Regions from separate parts of the Homo sapiens genome. Here region 1 is linked to region 2. Evidence: chromatin contacts called from ENCODE Hi-C data. All regions are on one chromosome and are shown on one strand. The core of a region is the stretch at or near the end of the contact, and the rest is flanking DNA. Distances in the headings are between cores, read along the strand shown.

Region 1 (4,531 bases), core at 73-2,572, 490 kb after region 2:
ACATTCAATGTTCTTATACTTCAGGCCAACAGAAATAAATGCAAAGGAATGCCACATGATGCTTTAACTTTAGGAACTGTATGCCAAGAAAGCAGTATTATCAATGAAGTTAAAAAGCAAAACTCAACCAGTCTCCTGATTTACCTCAAAATTTTAACATTCACTGTCTTCCCTGCCTTTTTCCTGTCTGCCCGCCCTCTCGTTAGTCAATTTTTTAAAAACCGGTAAGTTGAAGAATACATACCATTACCTCTGACACAGAATCTACTGTAAAAAGTTGAAAGACCGAAGGGCATTACTGGCCAAGGACATACAGGTTACCACATTCCTCACACTAGAGCCCGCCCGGGAAGTTTATTAGCAAGCCTTCTGAGAGGCACTCGGTTCCAAGAGTTTGCAGCGTCGACTCAAAAGGCCAGCGCTGTTTCCGGTGACACCGAGTCGCAAATCTCCAAGCCCCGTCCCCCGGGATACGATTTCCTCCCGCTCCCGCGTTCCCCTCCCCCTCGCCAAGGACGGCTGCCGCAGCGGACCTCCAGCCGCAGCAGCTGCTTCAGGAAGGGAGGCTGCACTTGGCCGCGGGGAGCAGGGGCATGCAGCCAGCCACGACTCTCCCGCCCTCCCCGCCCGCGCCTTCCCGCCCTGTCCCCCCGCCCCTCGCACTTCCTACCTTCCCTCCTTCATCCCAACCCCCAAGGCCAAGGTCTCCCCGGCCCACAAACTTGATAGCGGAAGTGACGTCAGAGGCACCTGGCGGCGCCTACAACCAGTCACGCCACAGTCAGAGGCGGCGCCGGCCAACAGGCGCCGGCCGGAAGGCGGGCCTTCCGCCCGCCCCAAGTTTGATTGAAGCGGGGGGAAGGGCGGGGTAAGGAATGTGAAGAATGACCCCCCCTCCCCCGCCCTGTCGGTGAGGAGCTGGGCGGGAAGCGGAGGGGGTTGGAGCCGGCCCCGCGGCGGCCACGCGGCACCCCTCCCCCGTGCCCCGAGCGCCCGCGACTTCCGCTAGCAGCCCGCCGGCCCCCCGGGGCCACCCGCCCGCTGGAGGGGGCAGGCCGCCCCACCAGTCCCAGCCCGCGTTAGCCGGACAGGCGCGGGCCGGCGCACGGCTCTCCCATTCTGCCCACCCGCTGCCGCGAGTCTCCGCGAAATAAAATGGCGACGGACCCGCGCTCGCTGCCGCGTCCGCCATACCCACCTCGCGCTCGCGGAGAGGGCCGTCGCGGCCGTGGGAATGCCCCGGCCCTCGCGCCCGTCGCTGCCGGGAGAGCACCGCGCCAGGACCCGGATGGAGGCGCGGGCGGGCGCCGCCGCGGCGGCCTGAGGGAAAGCAGCGCGGTCGCCGGGAGGCCGATGCAGGGGCGGGCGCCGCGGAAAGCGCGCAAGCCCATTGGTGAAGCCGTCTGATTGAAGTGCGCGTCGCTCTTTCGCCTTGGCCTAGCTGAGCTCGTCCGTCCCCTCACTGGAGGGCGGCGGCTGGGCCCGCCTCGCGCGGGGTGGCCACCGTGGGGGAGGCGGGTCTGGCCCGCCCACCAATACCATCTCCTTCTTTCCTAGTGGAGGGCTGAGAGAGTGGCGGGGGTGGTGTCCTCCAGGCCCTGCCCTTTGCGCGTGATGGGCTGGCTGTGTCACGTGGCCGCTGAACGCGCTGCCCGCGGGGCGGGGCGGCTGCTTTGCTCCCTCAGGCTCCTGGGGGCAATTTACACGTGCGCGACCCGGAAGGTCCGAACGCTGTCCAGCGTGCAGCCTCTGGCTCTTTTCCGTCAACTGACCCTGTTCCCTCCAGGAGGCCTTGGCCAGGCCTCCTGGAGTTCTGTGCCTCAGTTTGCTCATCTGTCAAATGGAGGAGTTGTGTCCGCCCAACCTTTTACTTTTATTCCTTGACGTTTTGGGGTCTGAGGGTTTTTTTGTTGTTTGTTTTTTCGAGACACGGTCTCTCGCTCTTTCTCCAGGGCTGGAGTGCAGTGGCGTGGGTCACGGCTCACTGTAGCCTCGACATCCGGACTCTAGAGATCCTCCCACCTCAGCCTCCCTGAGCTTTTTTTTGTTATCTTTTCCAACCCATGTTTTGAAGATTTTTGTCTTCAAATGTTTTTCAAAGCAATCCTTGATTTTGTTGTTTTAAAATTAATCCAAAGCCCAGTTCCTCCATCCCCATTACAACTTTCACATGCTAGGACTCTGAAATCACTAGTTAAGGTGTCGTTTGAGGTCTCTGCCAGTTTTAAGATTTTATGGCTGGGAACCGCAAGACCTGGGCTGTAGCTCTGCTTTTTGTAATTCATTGTGACTTTGTGCAACACTTTTAAAAAAGTGGGTCCTTGTCTGTAATAGAACTATGGGAAATAGTACTTGACATGCTGTACGTTTACATTTATGATCTTAGGTGGTGGTATCAGCTCCCCTTTTAGCACTCATATTAGTGTATGCAATAAGTGCCAAAGGAGTTTGTTTCGTTTTGTTTTTAATGGGGACTTTATTTTGTGAGCTAAAGTGAACAAGAAACTAGAGGGGGGGAAACTTGAGCTTAAGCCATGGGTAGGATTTGGGGAGGACTTCTTGAGGTTAGAAGATATATTGAGAAAGGAGAGAGCAGGCCCCAGAGCTAGATCGAGTACAGTTCAGGGGAAGAGTGTGGTTATGCTGCAGGGGATGTGGAACTCTTCAAGGGCAGAAACTGTTTTGTTCCTGTCTATGCCAAGTACCTAGCACAGCAGTAGGGTAGGATTAAATGATATCTAATAATGATGAAGTAGGCTGAGGTGGGAAGAAAGCATTAGCAAATAAACCAGGATATTGTTGGATATCAGAGTTAAGAGGTACTGTGAGCCTCAATTAGAGGTTGGTAGTAGAGGCTGGTGGGCCAGTGTGTTTTAGAAGAAATAAGAAGCCTTATAGCACTATGAGCCCTTCTGACATTTTCTTCATATGTTCATCGGAAACTTCTTGGTGAGTTTGCAAAAGTGCATATGACATACATTACCCTTTACCTTCCTATCTGTGCTTCATTTTTTACCCTTGAAGGTCAACTAAATGACGCTAAAGTAGAATCCATTTGGAAAATGTTAATGGATTTGACAATATAAATGAAAACTGAATTTTAAAAACTTTGAAGTTAAAAGACAAAAATTGGAAATATTGTAAAAGTCTAAAAAAATCTCTAAGAGACAAAACATTAATTTGAATGTCCAGTGGTTAAAAGCAAGGATCTGGAACCAGACTACTAAGTGTGAATCCCAGTTCTGCCTCTTCCTAGCTGTACAACTATGTACCGGGCAAATTGTATATCTTTTCTGTGCCTCAGTTTCTTCATCTATAAAATAGGGATAACAATACTTACCTTACAGGCTGTTGAAAAGATTAATATAAACATCTTAAGAACTAAGAACAGTGCTTGGTACACATAAGTACTACATAAGCATTTGCTAATATGTTATCCTTAATAAAGTGGATTTTTTTTTTCAAATCAATAGGATAAAGTGAACACTCCTATTAAAATATGGACTGTTTAAAAAGGATGTGAACTGACAATTTACAAAAGAAAATGGCCAATAAATATGAAAAGATGCTCATCCTCACTAGTAATCAAATAAAGACAAAGTTTTAAACAATGAAAGCTTTCTTATCTCTTAGTTGATCAGTGGCATTGTAGAAGGAAACATTGGAGGCATTAGTATAAATTTCTGCAAGTCTAGGGGCCAATTTGGCAGCAAGAATCGGAATCTTTGAAAGTGTTCCTTAATCCAGCATTTTGCCACTGCTAGGAATTTATGCCTAGAAAATAACAGGACAAACATACAAAGATCCTCCACAGGCTGTTCATCATCTTGTTTATAGTAGCCTCAAATCACAACCATCTACCAGTACACCATAGGTGACTGCATAAATTACGGTCCAAACATGCCATGAAAAGGTATGATCGTGGCCAGGCGTAGTGGCTCACGCCTGTAATCCCAGCACTTTGGGAGGACGAGGCGGGGGGATCACTTGAGGTCAGGAGTTTGAGACCAGCTTGGCCAACATGGTGAAATCCCATCTCTACTAAAAATACAAAAATTAGCCGGGCGTGGTGGCGTGCGCCTGTAATCCCAGCTACTCGAGAGTCTGAGGTGAGAGGATCGCTTGAACCCAGGAGGCAGAAGCTGCAGTGAGCTGAGGTCATGCCATGGCACGCCAGCCTGGGTGACAGAGTGAGACTCCATCTCAATTGAAAAGAAAGAAGAATTTCAGCTTAAAATGTTCTTACTCCTTCAATAGAACCAAGATACTAATGGTTGACAAATATCTACAAGTCAAATCAAAGCATTTGTAAACAACAGGGGAAATAAAATTCATTGAGCTGGAACTTTGTCTTGCTCTCTCTTGTGCACCCAGTCACCACCACAGGGCCTAGCACCTGACAGGCATCCAAGAGATACAGACAAATAAGGCTGAGGCAGGAGAATCACTTGAACCCGGGAGGCAGAGTTTGCAGTGAGCTGAGATTGTGCCAGTGTACTCCAGCCTGGGCGACAGAGCGAGACTCCGTCTC
Region 2 (4,491 bases), core at 1,795-4,294:
ACACACACACACACACACACACAAAATCATAATGAGAACCACTACGACTGTTAAAATAAAAACTTAAGACATTAAATTTAAGAGTTTAATTGAGCAAAGAACGATTCATGAACTGTGTGGCCTCCTGAGCCAGAATAGGTCAGAATAACGCTGGTGGCTGCCACGTGATTGGAGAGGAATTATAGAAAAAGAAAATTGAGTGCAATTTGATAATTGGCACAAGAGTAGGTTATAGTCTGTTTACACATCCAGTTAAGTTATAGTTCACTATGTACAGAGGAAATTAAGGCCCAACTTAAACTATGTATGGAGGCAGCTTTAGGGTAACCTTAGTTAATACCTATTAGAATGGCTAAAATTAAATGACTAATCATACTAGGTGTTGGGAAGATATAGATCACCTGGGAACCTGTAACAATGGTCCCAGGCTAATGGGAATGTAAAATGGTCCAATGGCTTTGGAAAAGTTTGGCAGTTTCTGAAAACGTTCACCATATAGCAGCCTATGACCAGCCATTCCACTACTAGGTATTTTCCCAAAAGAAATGAAAGCATATGTCCACACAAAAACTTGTATACAAATGTCTGCTGCAGCTTTATGTGAAATAACCCCAACCTAGAAAAGGTCCAAATTTCTCAACGATAAACATAAACAGACTGTAGTATATCTGGATGATAGAATGCTACTTAGCAATAAAAAGGGAATAATTATTGATAACTCAAAACAACATAGATAAATCTCAATTATGCTTTGCGAAAGAGCAAAAAAAGAGTACATGTAGTATGATTCCATTTATATAAAATCCTAGAAAATACAAAGTAGTCTATGGTGACAAAAGCAGACCAGTTGTTGCCCGAGTCTGTGTGAGAGGGAAGGGGTGGAGGGAGAGATGACAAAATTACACGAGGAAATTTCTGGGGGCAATGGATAGATATTGCAGGGACCAAGGGAAAAAGCTCCCCTGCATCCTCTAAAAACTTGCTGAAAAATCAATTTATAAAAGGCAGACTAATACTAGAAACAGCATACAAATTTATCAACGTGCATGGAGGGAAAATCACAGAAAGATGACCCCAACCCCCACGGGTGCAGAAGCTTGTGTATCTCCTCGAGGTTACAGAGAGAACAGGGGATCTGAGGGTGGCCCACAGTGGGTTAAGATGGCAAGTCGGGGGGGCCAGGTGCGGTGGCTCACGCCTGTAATCCCAACAGTTTGGGAGGCTGAGGCGGGTGGATCACCTGCGATCAGGAGTTCGAGAGCAGCCTGGCCAACATGGTGAAACCCTGTCTCTACTAAAAATACAAAAATACCAAAAAAAAAAAATAGCTGGGCGTGGTGGCATGCACTTGTAGTCACAGCTACTCGGGAGGCTGAGACAGGAGAATCGCTTGAACCTAGGAGGTAAAGGTTGCAGTGAGCCGAGGTCACACCACTGCACTTCAGCACCTCAGCATGGGCAATAGAGCGAGACTCCGTCTCAAAAAAAAGAAAAGAAAAAAAAGATGACAAATCAGCTTATGGCAGGGGCAGAAGAGGAGGCCTGGCTCACAAAGATGGTCTCTATGGACGCAAACCTCCCCCAGCAAGACAGCTTTTCAGCTATTCTTGGATTTCTAGCCCTTTTGAATAGCCATCTTAAAATATGCCAAAAAGTATATTTTGGAGTGAAATATTTTCATTTCCTTCAATATACTTATTATTCTGATTGTGGTGGTAGTTCCATGGGTATAGACATGTGAAAACATACCAAAGTGTGTATTTTCAGTGTGTGCAGTTTCTTGTCTGTTAATTGCACCTTGATGAAGCTGTTTTGAAAAAGGAAGATCTTCTTAGGATTCCTCACTTCCTGTGACTCTCCCACAGCAGCTGGGGGAATGGGCCAAGAGCAGAATCTGGTGACAAAGTAGCCTTGGGTGGCTTGGTTGGCCACACACGCCACTGAAAGCACCTCTCCCAGGAATCCAGTCGCCTCCAGTGCCTGCTGAAGCAAGAAAACCCTCCAAAGGATGACTCCAGCTGTGTCTGCATCATAATTAAGGCTGCAAAAACCCAAAATGAATGAAGTCTCCCCAGCTAATGTGCCACTTCTAATTTAATCTAATTGGCCTCTGAAAGAGAGCCTTGGCCTGCCTCAGAGGCAAAATCTTCCAAATGAAGTGAATTTAAACTAATTTAAGCTAACTAATTACAAACTGGGGGGTATTGTCACAAGACAATTGTTATTGTTCTTTGATTGCTTGCTCAACTGGATTATTTGCTCATTACCTTCAGAGCTGTTGGGACTTTCATGGGGTGCCCCTTGCCGCACATCAATAAGGCATTCTACAAGGCAGCCTGGAGTGGAGGGTCCCCACACCAGATTGGCATGGGAGCGCTGAGGATTAGCTTGGCTTTCTGCGTGTTTGGAGAATCTTAAAGCAAATGCACAGCATGTGCTGCTCATTCAAATAACCTGCAGCTAACTACACCTCTTTTTGGAGACGTAAGTTTTTCTTTAGCTTCGGGATGTAGGTTATGAGTTTTGAGGTCATCTGTTGAACCAACCTCTTTATTGTTCAGTCGTTCTGACCTTGAGATGCAGCTCGTTATACCTGGGTAGAGATCTGAAGCAAAAGTGGGGAGAAAAAAAAGACCTGTATCCAAGCCTGTTTCTCAGCAGCTGTGTGAGGTAGCTGTGCTGCCACACCTCTCTGAGCCACAGGCAGAGATCTGGTGGAAAACGCATGAAATTTGCAGACCCATCTATCTGCTGCTTCTGGTTTGAGCTTCAGTTCCCTCCTCCCAGGCATGTTAAATTTAGCCTACAGCTGCCTCCTTACTTATTTTAAGTGTAACAAATGTTATGTTACATTTGGGACCTGTGTGGCTAAAGGCTTCTCTGCACAAAGGGAACTGTCACTTAACTGGATGTGAAAGGGGCTGTAACCTACTCTTGTGACAAGCAACCATACTTCAACCACTCACAGGTGGCCAAGTCTTCCAACTGTGTTCGAGTAAGGCCAACGCTGAGCTGTAGCCAATCAGGCTGTTTCTCTGCCTCACTTCTGTTTTCTGTGCTTCACTTTCCGTTCTCTGCCCGTAAAGACTCTCACCACACGGCAGCACCAGAGACGCTCTGAACCTCTTCTGGTCAGGGGGCTGCCTGATTCCCATATCATTCTTTGCTCAATTAAACTCTGTTAAATGTAGTTTGCCTCAGTTTTCCTTTTAACAGGCAGAAACTACCACCTCACAGAATTGCTATGAAGACTGAACATGGTCACTCTGTGAAAACATTTCATAAACTGTGTGTCGCTTGCGAATGCTGTTATTTTTCTCATCTGTAAAATAAAGGAATTCAACCAGGGGATTTGAATAGTTTCTGTATTCATTTCCTGTGGCTGCCATAACCAAGCACCACAAATCGGGTGGTTCATAGCCACAGAACTGTGTCCTCCTGCGGTTCTGGAAGCCGAGTCTGAAATGAAGGTGGCGGCAGGGCTGTCCTTCCTCTGACGGCTCAGGACGAGTCCTCTCCTGCCTCCTCCAGCTCCAGGCGCTCCTCAGCATGTGGCTGCTTCGCTGGGTCTCTGTCCCACCTCCACATCACCTTCTGCTCTGTGTGTTTCAAATCTCTCTCTGCCTTTCTCTTGTGAGGACACTTGTAATTGGGTTTAGGGCTCACCTGGGTAATTCAGGATGATCACATGGCAACAGCCTTCACTTGATTACATCTTCAAAGACCCCATTTCCCAAATAAGGCCACCATCCCAGATTCTGGGTGGACACTGTGGGCAGTGGCACCATATTCAGCCCACTGCAGCCCTCCTTAGCTCTGTGGTCCTATCTTCTTCTGGATGTTACCATTTGGTCTAAATTTCAACCAGTCTGAGTTGCATATTGAGTGGTACAAAAGCAATGGCCACATTTGATGTTTCTTGTCTGAGAATGTATGTTTCTTCAATATTTCCATGAAAAATATGCATCGAATATTTTACTACGGTAGGAGTAGGGGCCAAGTATAGGGCAAAAACTTATTGATTACAAGTTTATGCAAATTAGACAGCAAAATGAAAATTTCAAGCAGCCTTGGCACTACAACAAAAAAGTCTGTCTAGCAAGAGATTGGATTTAATTATTAAGAAAGTTGGGGGCCGGGCCTGGTGGCTCATGACAGTAATCCCAGCACTTTGGGAGGCTGAGGTGGGTGGATCACCCGAGGTGGGGAATTTGAGACAAGCCTGACCAACATGGAGAAACCCTGTCTCTCCCAAAAATACAAAAATTAGCTGGATACGGTGGCACATGCCTGTAATCCCAGCTACTCGGGAGGCTGAGGCAGGAGAATCGCTTGAACCCAGGAGGTGGAGGTTGCGGTGAACCGAGATTGCACTATTGCACGCCAGCCTGGGCAACAAGAGCGAAACTCTGTCTCAAAAAAAAAAAGAAAAAAGAAAAAGAAAGAAAGTTGGGAGAGTGACTGTCCCACTGTGCTGTTTGATAGAATCAG

The links. A loop is a pair of places that touch in the nucleus more often than their neighbours do. Pooled maps may share reads with other maps.
Region 1: a loop to region 2 is called in a map of B cell, with 12 times the contacts of the local background. The contact joins the promoter of MIRLET7A1HG here to the enhancer-like site in region 2. A Hi-C loop is called at or near these places in 1 of 168 maps with a recorded cell type or tissue (B cell), 1 of 37 single-sample maps with no recorded cell type and 8 of 50 pooled maps.

The regions. Positions count from the first base shown.
Region 1 is chr9:94,163,049-94,167,579 of GRCh38, reverse strand. MIRLET7A1HG (miRlet-7a-1/let-7f-1/let-7d cluster host gene) reads right to left here and starts at 1,322. Exons shown (of 5, transcript NR_170278.1): 1 at 1,199-1,322. RefSeq lists silencers at 598-667, 898-1,697 and an enhancer at 1,393-1,957.
Region 2 is chr9:94,654,929-94,659,419 of GRCh38, reverse strand. No RefSeq gene overlaps it. Among named protein-coding and RNA genes, the nearest start is that of FBP1, 18 kb to the right of the region's middle. Within about 2 kb of position 3,044, at least 9 of the 41 ENCODE cell types and tissues checked have a DNase peak (open chromatin) inside an H3K27ac peak, as active enhancers do; they include B cell, where a contact is called at or near this core.